Linked DNA regions of Homo sapiens: region 2 is linked to region 1. Evidence: read pairs that join two places in POLR2A ChIA-PET (ENCODE). Cell type or tissue: Caco-2. All regions are shown on one strand. Each heading gives the region's core, and the rest is flanking DNA. Links, peaks and the distances in the headings are about the cores only. Region 1 has its middle 73 kb from the start of BICD1. Region 2 overlaps RESF1 (retroelement silencing factor 1).

What was found. ChIA-PET counts read pairs that join two places held together with the same protein. Peaks named below come from ENCODE experiments on the same cell type or tissue, not always from the same donor. Only the 100,000 strongest peaks of a DNase experiment are listed, where the experiment ranks them.
Region 2: POLR2A ChIA-PET joins it to region 1 with 6 read pairs; 8 of 35 experiments call an interaction of 5 or more read pairs at or near these places.

The regions. Positions count from the first base shown.
Region 1 is chr12:32,031,059-32,036,441 of GRCh38, forward strand. No RefSeq gene overlaps it. Among named protein-coding and RNA genes, the nearest start is that of BICD1, 73 kb to the right of the region's middle. In Caco-2, for the core only: no CTCF peak of the experiment used is centred there; DNase peaks (open chromatin) are centred at 2,669 and 3,213.
Region 2 is chr12:31,972,382-31,977,764 of GRCh38, forward strand. All of the region lies in intron 3 of RESF1 (retroelement silencing factor 1), which reads left to right. Among named protein-coding and RNA genes, the nearest start is that of RESF1, 16 kb to the left of the region's middle. In Caco-2, for the core only: no CTCF peak of the experiment used is centred there; no DNase peak of the experiment used is centred there.

The DNA of each region.
Region 1 (5,383 bases), core at 158-5,157:
GTGGCAATTTGGTCTCCTCTTCCTCCTGTAGTTGTTAGTTATTTGAATAAGGTGATTTGAGTTATTTCTAATTCTGGCTGTATTCTCTTGGGTTCCCACAGACACACACCCTGAGAAAGGATTTGAAAGCAAGTATTAATAATTCACTGGGAGGTGATCTCAGGAAACACTGGTGGAGGACTGGCGACGTGAGATAAGGATGGAAGGGAAAAGCAGTTAAGAAAAGGGTGAGCTATCAATCCAGCTGCCACTGTGAGCAACTGTAGCTGCATCTTGCTGCAGAACCCTGGGACTCAGTGTAGAGAGCATGACCCAGACTTACCCACAGGATGAGTGAGGGAGCTGGTTATGAACTGCTGGGGGAGTGTTACAGTTCAGGCTGCCAGAGCAAACCTTGTCATGGAAATCAGCCGGGCATACACTACAGAGTCAGAAGTAGGGATGGAGGCACTGAAGATGGCAGGCACAAACACAGTGCAAAATTTTCATCATCAACTCTATGTTTTATATACTTTGAAAGATTTAGATAACTGGCATCAACTTATTTATCAGAGAAGAGTTGAAGAGTGAGACCATTTAGGAGGCTTGAGATAGTCCAGGTAGCAGCTTAGACTTGATTGTATGGAAATAAAGACCACCTACAGGAGAACAAATAAAGGCTATCTAATCAGAGCTTGCTATATAGCAAGAGAGAGAGCCACCATCATGTGCATTTGGTAAAAAGTCAAAGTCAAGCAGAGGACTGCGAAAACTTGATAGTGGAAAAAGCAAAAAGTTTCAGGTCTACCCTGATTGGACGCTGTCGACCTGGAGAAGCTGTAGGCAGCTAACTAGAAGAGGCGCATCCTATGGGATTGGTTAGGGGTGCATATTTGGCTTTCTCCTGTGGGTCCTAAATTGGAAGCTGGGACAGAAATGAGAGAAGCTGGCAGTTACTTGAGACAGGGTCTCACTCTGTTACCCTGGCTGGAGTTGCAGTGGCACGATCATGGCTCACTGTATCCTCAGCCTCCCAGGCTCATGCAGTCCTCCCACCTCAACCTCCCAAGTTGCTGGGACTACAGGCATTTGCCACCAAGCCTGGCTAATTTTATTTTTAATTTTTTGTAGAGATGAGATCTCACTGTGTTGCCCAGGCTGGTCTCAAACTCCTGGGGTCAAGAAATCCTCCTGCCTCAGCCTCCTAAAGTGCTGGGGTTATAGTCATGAGTCCCGTGACAGGCAAAGCTGGCAGCTATCAGGGCATACTTGAAACCTTCTCTTTTTCCACTATAAAAATTTCCCACTCCTCTGCCTGCCTTTGAGTCTTTGCCAAAACACAAGTGACTGTGACTGACGCTCTTGCTGTAGCAGGCTCTGGATAAATAGCCTTTGATTGTTCTCTTTCGGTTGGTCTTTGTTTATGTCCATAGATCAAACCATTTTTACTTGCATCTTCTTGCTCCTGTCATATACTTGTTTTGTGCCAGCCGTATGAAACTTCTCACTTTCCTTCAAATCAGCTTGCCAGTCCCTAGAATGTGCAAGCTGCTCATGTTGCTCATGTTGTATGTGTCCTGTATCTAGAAAACCCTTTTACTGCTTCTCCAGCTGACGGAAAAAATCCTACTCGCTTTACTCCAAAGGCCAGCTCAAGTATCACCTCATCTGTGAAGCATTTCCTAACTCTTCCAGGGAGAATTAATTGAGCCCTACTTCTGAGATCCTATTACACTTTACTCATGCTGGTAGCAGGACCCGATTGCAGTCATAGCTTTCAGGCAGTGTCTGCATCACCTGAGGAAATGTCAACTCCTTTAGGGTAGGGGGCCTTCATATTGCTCCTGACTCTTAGAAGATGCTCAGTAAATGTTTGTGAAATGAAGTTGAATAAAATCCTTACTCTCAAAACTCATTTTTGCTATATTCTATACAACCAAAGGTAAATGGGAGGATTGGTAGAAGTTTTCCTTGGACCGGCAAACCTTTCCCTTGTCCCATTTTAAAAAAACATAAACCGAGGCGGGCAGATCACGAGGTCAGGAGATTGAGACCATCCTGGCTAACACGGTGAAATCCCTTCTCTACTAAAAATACAAAAAAATTGGCCGGGCATGGTGGCGGGTGCCTGCAGTCTCAGCTACTCGGGAGGCTGAGGCAGGAGAATGGCATGAACCCAGGGGACGGACCTTGCAGTAAGCAGAGATGCGCCACTGCACTCCAGCCTCGGTGACAGAGACAGACTCTGTCTCAAAAAAAAAAAAAAAAACAAAAACCATAAACAGGGTATTGTTAATAGTGTTATCAAAATTAGCTGGGATGGGTTTGGTAGACTTGCACTTTGCACTTCTAGCTTCTATCATGGTCTCATTTGGTGGTGTGTGAGGCACTTGTGCTGTGAGCTCTCTCTCTCTCACTCTCACTCTATTTTTTAGAGATAGGGTTTCACTATATTGCCAAGGCTAGCCTTGAAGTCCTGGGCTGAAGTGATCTTCCTGCCTTAGCCTCCCAAGTACCTGGGACTACAGGCATGCGGCACTGTGCCAGGTTCAGGTTCATTTCAAATGGAAAAGACAATCTTTCTTCCCTTCCCAATCCTTGCCAGACCTCATTTAACTAATAGCTTCCTTTTCAAGGACTGCAGGCAGAGGCAGAGTGCTTGCTGTTACATGAAGTGTGCTCCAGTGCTGGTGGCTTGGGACAATGAATTCATGCAGATCTCAGGCGATGGCAGGAGAAGTATTGGATGCTCCTGATCAGTTGGTACATCTGTATATGAAATACAGGAGGAAACAGGCCGGGCAGTCCTGCCCGCTGTACAGAGAAAGTGGTCGACACAGCAGGGGAATTTAAAGATCACCTCTAACCATCTCAGTTCTTAAGTGGCATCTTTAGTTGGGCCTAGGAATTAAATTGACAAAGGCAGATTAACAGAAGAAAAGCACACAAGTTTTATTAATTTTTACCTGTACAAAGGGACACTTACAAGAGAGTGAACACCTGAGGAAATGGCCAAAGCGGAAAGCTTTTCTACTTTTTAGATAAAGAATGGTAAATCTGTGAAGAAAGGACTGGACAAAGGGATCCAGGTTGGGGACAGTAAATTCTAGGGGAGTCACTAGGAGATTTATGGGGGGATGTAAACCTAGTGGAAGATAAGGATTTATTAAGTAAGTTTATCTGTACAGGTCCAGCTCAGTGGCAGTTCCCAGTCCCTGGAGATAAGGGTTATTTTCTTGCCCTGGTACCGGAAAGGCCTCCTCCTCAAAGGAATTTTTATGACTTGCTACATGTAGGAAAGGACAGGTCAGAGAGCCCTTTCTGCAATTACAGTCTCTCAAGTACTTTCAGCTTGAAATAATCAGTACATCACATCAGCCAATTTTGGGGTGGCTCATCCTTAACTCCTGCAACACTTTTGCTTAGTGGTTTTATCATTATATATTGTATAAATATATATATATAGTATACATCTATAACCATTTATTTATTATACTTACATTAATTTTTTTCCTATAGACTCTTCCAGCAAGAATAAGGTTTTTTTTTGTTTTTGTTTTGAGAGGGAGTCTTGCTCTGTCACCCAGGCTGGAGTGCAGCAGCATGATCTCAGCTCACTGCAACCTCCGCCTAGCGGGTTCAAGCGACTCTCCTACCTCAGCCTCCCAAGTAGCTGGGACTACAAGCACCCACCACCATGCCCGGCTAATTTTTTGTAGTTTTAGTAGAGACGGGGTTTCATCATGTTGGCCAGGCTGGTCTCGAACTCCTGACCTCCGGTGATCCGCCTGCCTCAGCCTCCCAAAGTGCTGGGATTACAGGCATGAGCCACCCCGCCCGGCTGCAATAATATTTTTTTTAAGGTTTTTTTTTTTTGCCTTTTTGTAGGGTTTTTATTTATTTATTTTGGTGGGTTTTTTTTCCTTTCTTTTTCTTTTCTTTTCTTTTCTTTTTTTTTTTTTTTTAAGACAGGGACTTGCTCTGTTGCCCAGGCTGGAGTGCAGTGGTGCAATCACAGCTCACTGCAGCCTTGACCTCCTGGGCTCAAGTGATTCTCCTACTTCAGCTTCCTGCGTAGCTGGGACCCCAGGTGCTCACAACCATGCCCAGCTAACTTTTATTTTTTGTAGAGATGAGGTCTTACTTTGCTGCCCAGGCTGGTCTCAAACTCCTGAGCTCAAGCGATCCTCCAGCCTCAGCCTCCCAAAGTGCTGGGATTACAGGTGTGAGCCACTGTGCCCAGACACAAAAGTTCTTAAAGAAGGAAAAATTAGGCTGGGCACAGTGGCTCACGCCTGTAATCCCAGCACTTTGGGAGTCCGAGGCAGGCAGATCACAAGGTCAGGAGTTCGAGACCACCCTGGCCAATATAGTGAAACCCCAACTCTACTAAAAATAAAAATAAAAAAAATTAGCCAGGCATGGTGGCACATGCCTATAATCCCGCTACTCGGGAGGCTGAGGCAGGAGAATCACTTGAACCTAGGAGGTGGAGGTTGCAGTGAGCTGAGATCACACCACTGCACTCCAGCCTGGGCGACAGAGTGAGACTCTGTCTCAAAAAAATAATAAAAATAAAAATAAATTAGCTGGGTGTGGTGGCCTGTGCCTGTAGTCCCAGCTACGTGGGGGGCTGAGGCAGAGAATTGCTTGAACCCGGGAGGCAGAGGTTGCAGCAGCTGAGATCGAGCCACTGCACTCTAGCCTGGGTGACAGAGCGAGACTCCATCTCAAAAAAAAAAAAAAGAAAGAAAAAGAAAAATTAAGTCTGAACTTTGAGTTTCTCAAGGAAGCTAATGATGCATGTATAAATTGCACAAAATATTTATCAACATTTACCATCCCCGGTGAAGGCTGTAGTAATATCATTGACTACATGAAAAAATAGAAGACACAAATTTGCTGAAGAAGAATCAGTGTCTACTTCAAATGATAATAATTCTTTTAAGCAGATCGTGCCTGAAAATGACAAGGTAACATATGCAGATGCAGAGGTGAATTTCCTTATCACTCTGTGAAGTACGCATCCCATTTAGGGCAAATGACAGCCTTTTTAAGTTAATTTTGCTCTTTTTTTTTTTTTTTTTTTTTTTTTTTTAGATGGAGTCTCGCGCTCTGTCGCCCAGGCTGGAATGCAGTGGTGCAATCTTGGCTCACTGCAACCTCCACCTCCCAGGTTGGAGCAATTCTTCTGCCTCAGCCTCCCGAGTTGCTGGGATTACAGGTGCCTGTCATCACGCCCGGCTAATTTTTGTATTTTTAGTAGAGACGAGATTTCACCATCTTGGCCAGGCTGGTCTTGAACTCCTGACCTCAAGTGATCCACCTGCCGTGGCCTCCCAAAGTGCTGGGATTACAGGCATGAGCCACCGTGCCTGGCCAAGAAAATTCTTAAGTTTCAAAC
Region 2 (5,383 bases), core at 232-5,231, 59 kb before region 1:
GGATCACGAGGTCAGGAGATCGAGACCATCCTGGCTAACATGGTGAAACCCTGTCTCTACTAAAAATACAAAAAATTAGCCAGGCGTGGTGGTGGGCACCGGTAGTTCCAGCTACTCAGGAGGCTGAGGCAGGAGAATGGCGTGAACCTGGGAGGCGGAGCTCGCAGTGAGCCAAGATGGTGCCACTGCACTCCAGCCTGGGTGACAGAGTGAGACTCCGTCTCAAAAAAAAAAAAAAAAAAAAGTGGGGGCAGTCTTGCAGGACTGAGCCCTAAACTGATGAGATCTGACACTATCTTCATATAGATAGTCTTGGAATTAAAATGAATTAGAGGACACCCACCTGGTGTGTACACTGCAGAACTGATTGCTTGTTATGTGGGGTGAGACACCCACACATCTGGTGTCAGAAGTGTGAGAAAGTTTATTCCTACATTCTCAGAATTGTTTATATAAAAATGTTATTTTTTATATAATTACATTTACCTCTAATGTTTTACTTTTTGTTTTTATGTCTCGTCTTTTTATTCCTTTCTTATTCCTTAGTGGGGTTTATTTTGCATAAATGAGTATTTTCTAATGTAGCATTTTAATTTCTCTTTGTTTTTTCTGTTTTTAATTTCTTTAACGATATTTTCACTGTATTTTTTGTAACTTCATGGAAGCACAAATTCTTTTTAAAAGTATTTTTTATATTAAACTATCAGTGATGGAGGCTGGCAGAGATCTTGGGGCGAGAATTTATTCTCTCAGAGAAATGGTAGTGATGGACCATGGAAACTTGTCTATGGTAATCTGTGTTAGAATATATTCTTGAAAGTTCTAAGAATACATTATATCCACAAGTAGATTATGCCATCCTAGAGACTGCAGCTGACCCTTGAACAATGTGAGTTTGACCCATGTGGATCCACATACACATGGATTTGACTTTTTTTTTTTTAAGAGATGAGGTCACTCTCTGTTGCCCAGGCTGGAGTGCAGTGTACAGTCATAGCACATTACAGCCTCAAACATCTGGGCTCAAACAGTCCTCCCATCTCTGCCTCCTGAGTATCTGGGACTGCATCCACACACTACCTTGTCTGGCTACACTTGGAGTTTCTTCTGCATCTGCCACTCTACTGCCACCCTAAGTCGTAATCCCTATGTTGTTCAAGGGTCGATTGTATTTTCCTTTCACAGTCTATTTGTGTAGCTAGTAGGCAATCTTCCAAAAACTTCAATTTAGGTCGTTCCGGAGTGCTTTTCGAGTTTTCAGTTTTCTTCTATGCCAGTGAAGGAGAGGGATGGAGGAAAAAAAAAAAACCAAATTAACATAAAGATAGTTTCCCTTCCTACCCATATGCTCTGTATTAATTGCTAGGGCTGTGTTTGAGATAGGAAAACCAAAACTTCTTCACACAACTGACCACTTCATCTCTGGTCACCAGAATGTATTTGGATTTCTTCCCATCCGCAAACTGTTTTCCAGCTGACAACAACTGGGTGTCCTACAATTCAATTACATGTTGGCATCATCTACCTGGAGAAAGCTTCAGATCCCACAGGTTGAGGACTCAGTCCCACAAGACTGCCCCTGACTTCGCCAGACCTGTACTTTTGACCAACCTGTTACAAAGAGGGGATTGTCAAGACTCCCTCCGTGGATTTGATTAATTTGCTAGAGCTCACAGAACTCAGGGAAATAGTTTACTTATTATAAAGCCTATTAGATGAAGAGCCAGGTGGAAGAGATGCATGGGGGAATGCATATGTGAGCGCTTCCATGCCCTCTCCAGGTGCTGCCCCACCCTACGGTCACCTCTATGTTACCAGACACTCCTGTTACTCAGGAGATTACAAAGGTCTCAGGAGCTCTGTGTCAGGAACCGGGTTCAAAGACCACGTATTAGTGCAAAAGATTGTATACCCCAATCTACAAGAGTTTTAGGTGCCCCGTGTCTGGAATCATGGGCAGAGACCAAGTATGTATTTCTTATCGTGGGCTACTATGACAGTAATGCCACAGACTGGGTGGAGAAATTTATTTCTCCCAGTTCCGGCGGCTAGAAGTCCAGGGTCAATATGTTTGATTTCTGTTCTCTTGAAGCTTCTCTCTCAGTGGCTTGCAGGTGACTGTCTTCTTGCTGTGTCCTAACGTGGTCCTTCCTCTGTGGGCCGACATCGCTGGTGTCCCTCTTCCTATGGGGGATACTAGTCGGATTAGAGCCCCACTCTAATGACCTCACTTAACCAATTATCTCCTTAAAGGCCCTATCTCCAAATACACTGAGGGTCAGGGCTTTCACTTATGAATTTTGGGGAGGGTACAATTCAGTTCATGAGACTCTCTCCTCCAAGTTGACGTAAAAGCCAGGGGACAGTGAGGGGGACGGGCAGTTATGAAGCATCATTAATTCTCCTTAGAAGTGCTGCTTTTCTTCTGTCAGTGAACACTGTGACCCATTCTGCTTCCAACCTTGTGGACTAGTCAAAGTAGTGAGAGGAACAGAGTCCTAACGCCTGAGAGTTGTAAAATGAGTGTCAGCATGTGGTGGCTGCCTTTTTTTTTTTTTTTTAACGGATAGACTTTATTTTCTAGAAGAGTTTTAGGTTTAAAGAAAATTGAGGTCAGGCATGGTGGTTCACGCCTGTAATCCCAGCACTTTGGGAGGCCAAGGCAGGCAGATCATGAGGTCAGGAGTTTGAGACCATCTTGGCCAACATGGTGAAACCCCATCTCTAGCAAAAATATAAAAAATGAGTCAGGCATGGTGGCGCGCGCCTGTAGTCCCAGCTACTCGGGAGGCTGAGGCAGGAGAATTGCTTGAACCCGGGAGGTGGAGGTTGCAGATCGTGCCACTGCACTCCAGCCTGGGCGACAGAGCGAGACTCCATCTGAAAAAAAAAGAAAAAGAAAACTGAGCTTATAGTACAGAGCATTCCCATATAAGAGCTTTATAGGAACCTCCCATCTCCAAAACTCTAAGGTTCCACTATTAGCAACTTGGATTAGTCATACTGATATGTTATTATTAAAGTCCATCACTAACATTAGAGTTTACTCTGTATCCAATGGGTCTTACGGGTTTTGATAAATGCTTAATAGTATGCATCTACTATTATAAGAGAGCTTTAAAAAATAACTTTATGAAATCAAAACATACCTAAGAAAGGGTACAAATGGTAAGTGTATAATGCAGTGGATTATGTAGGGAACACACTTGTGTGTAAGTATCACCCTGGTCAAAAGCAGTCTTCATGCTACTTAACTACCAATTGCTATTCCATCACACTTTGTAAAAAGTACCACTACAGTCCCTAGATGGTTGGTTTTGTCTGTGTTTCAATCTTTATATAAATGGAATCATGGATTATTCTTTAATCTCTGGCCTTTTTCACTCAGTCTTGTGTTTGTTAGATTCATGTTGCATATAGCCTTTTATTTTTGTTACTATAGTGTTTCATTAATATGAATACATTTCTATTTTGTTTGTTTCCAGTTTTTGCTTACTGCACCTAATGCTGCTGGCAGTGTTATAATTATGCATTTCTGTTTGGTACATACCTAGGAATGAAACTTCTAGGTCTCAGGGCTTGCATTTATTAACCCTTGGTAGATGATGCCATACGTCTTTCCAAAGTGTTGGTTACTTTAAGGATCATGATATACTCCTATCACCATTGTAGGAGAGTTCCATTTGTTCCATTTTCTTGCCAACATGTGGTATTGAGAGTTGAAAAAATTCTAGCCATTGTGTATAGTATTACCACCTTATGGTTTTCATTTACATTTCTGATATTCATAATGGATTTAGCACTTACCAAAAATTTTGCCATTTAAATATAGTTGACCATTGAATAACATAGGAATTAGGATAACTGACTCTTGTGCAGTAAAAAAAATCCACATTTAACTTTTGACTCCGCCAAAACTTGATTAACAATAGCATGCTGTTCAGTGGAAGCCTTAACAGTAACATTAAACAGTTGATAAACACATATTTTGTATGTTACATGTATTATATGCTGTATTCTTAGAATAAGCTTGAGAAAAGGAAATTTTATTAAGAAAATCATAAGGGATTGGGTGCGGCGGATCACAAGGTCAGGAGTTCGAGACCAGCCTGGCCAACATGGTGAAACCCTGTCTCTACTAAAAATACAAAATTAGCCTGGCATGGTGGTGGGACCCTGTAATCCCTGCTGCTCGGGAGGCTGAGACAGGAGAATCACTTGAACCCAGGAGGCAGAGGTTGCAGTGAGCCGAGATCGCACCACTGCACTCCAGTCTGGGTGACAGAGCGAGACTCCATCTCAAAAAAAAACCAAAATCATAAGAGAATATATTTACTATTCATTAAGTGGAAATGGATCATCATAAAGGTGTTTATCCTCATCACATTTATCTTAACTAGGCGGAGGAGGAGGGAAGAGAAGGGGTTGGTCTTGCTGTCTCCAGGGTAGCATAGACAAAAGAAAATCCACGTATAAGTGGACCCACGCACTTCAAAGCCACGTTCAAGGATCAACTGTAGTGTCTCATACAGTGTTTAATTAAGCTTCATGCTTATTTTTTATTGAGTTGTCTACATTTTTCTTTTTACGTAATTCCCTATATAGGCTGGATATGATCTCTTTGCTATGTATTGCGAATATAATCTTCTAGAGAGTGACTTTACTTTTTCACTTCCTTAATGGTGTTTTTTGATAAACAGTGGTGATTAATTTTGATGCAGTCCGTTTTATGGACCTTTTTTCTTATTGTTCATTGTGCCCTGTTATAGGAACCTTCCCCTATCCCGAGGGCATAAAGATATTCTCATGTTTTTTTGAGATGGAGTTTCGCTTTTGTTGCCCAGGCTTGAGTGCGGTGGTGCGACCTCGGCTCACTGCAACCTCCGCCTCCCTGGTTCAAGGGATTGTCCTACCTCAGCCTCACGAGTAGCTGGGATTACAGGTGTGTGCCACCACATCCGGCTAATTTTTGCATTTTTAGTAGAGACGGGGGCTTCACCATCCATGTTGGTCAGGTTGGTCTCAAACTTCTGACCTCAGGTGATCTGCCCGCCTCGGCCTCCCAAAGTGCTGGGATTTACAGGCGTGGGCCACCATGCCTGGCCTGTTTCTGGAAACTTTAAAACGATAATCTACCTGGGATTGATTTGTTTGTATATGTCTCTTGCTGTGTAATTGGATAAGGCTTATTTTCATTCGTGGCATATAGATAACCAATTGACCTAGCTTCATGTATTGAAAAGAACTTTTTTCCTAACTTTGTCATAAAACAAGTGTCTATATATAAAAGTGTGTGTATGTCTTCGCTATTCATGCTTGTTTTGCATTTCCATGGAAAGTTTATAATCAAGCTTGTTACCCCAAAAAATCAAAAAATCCACTG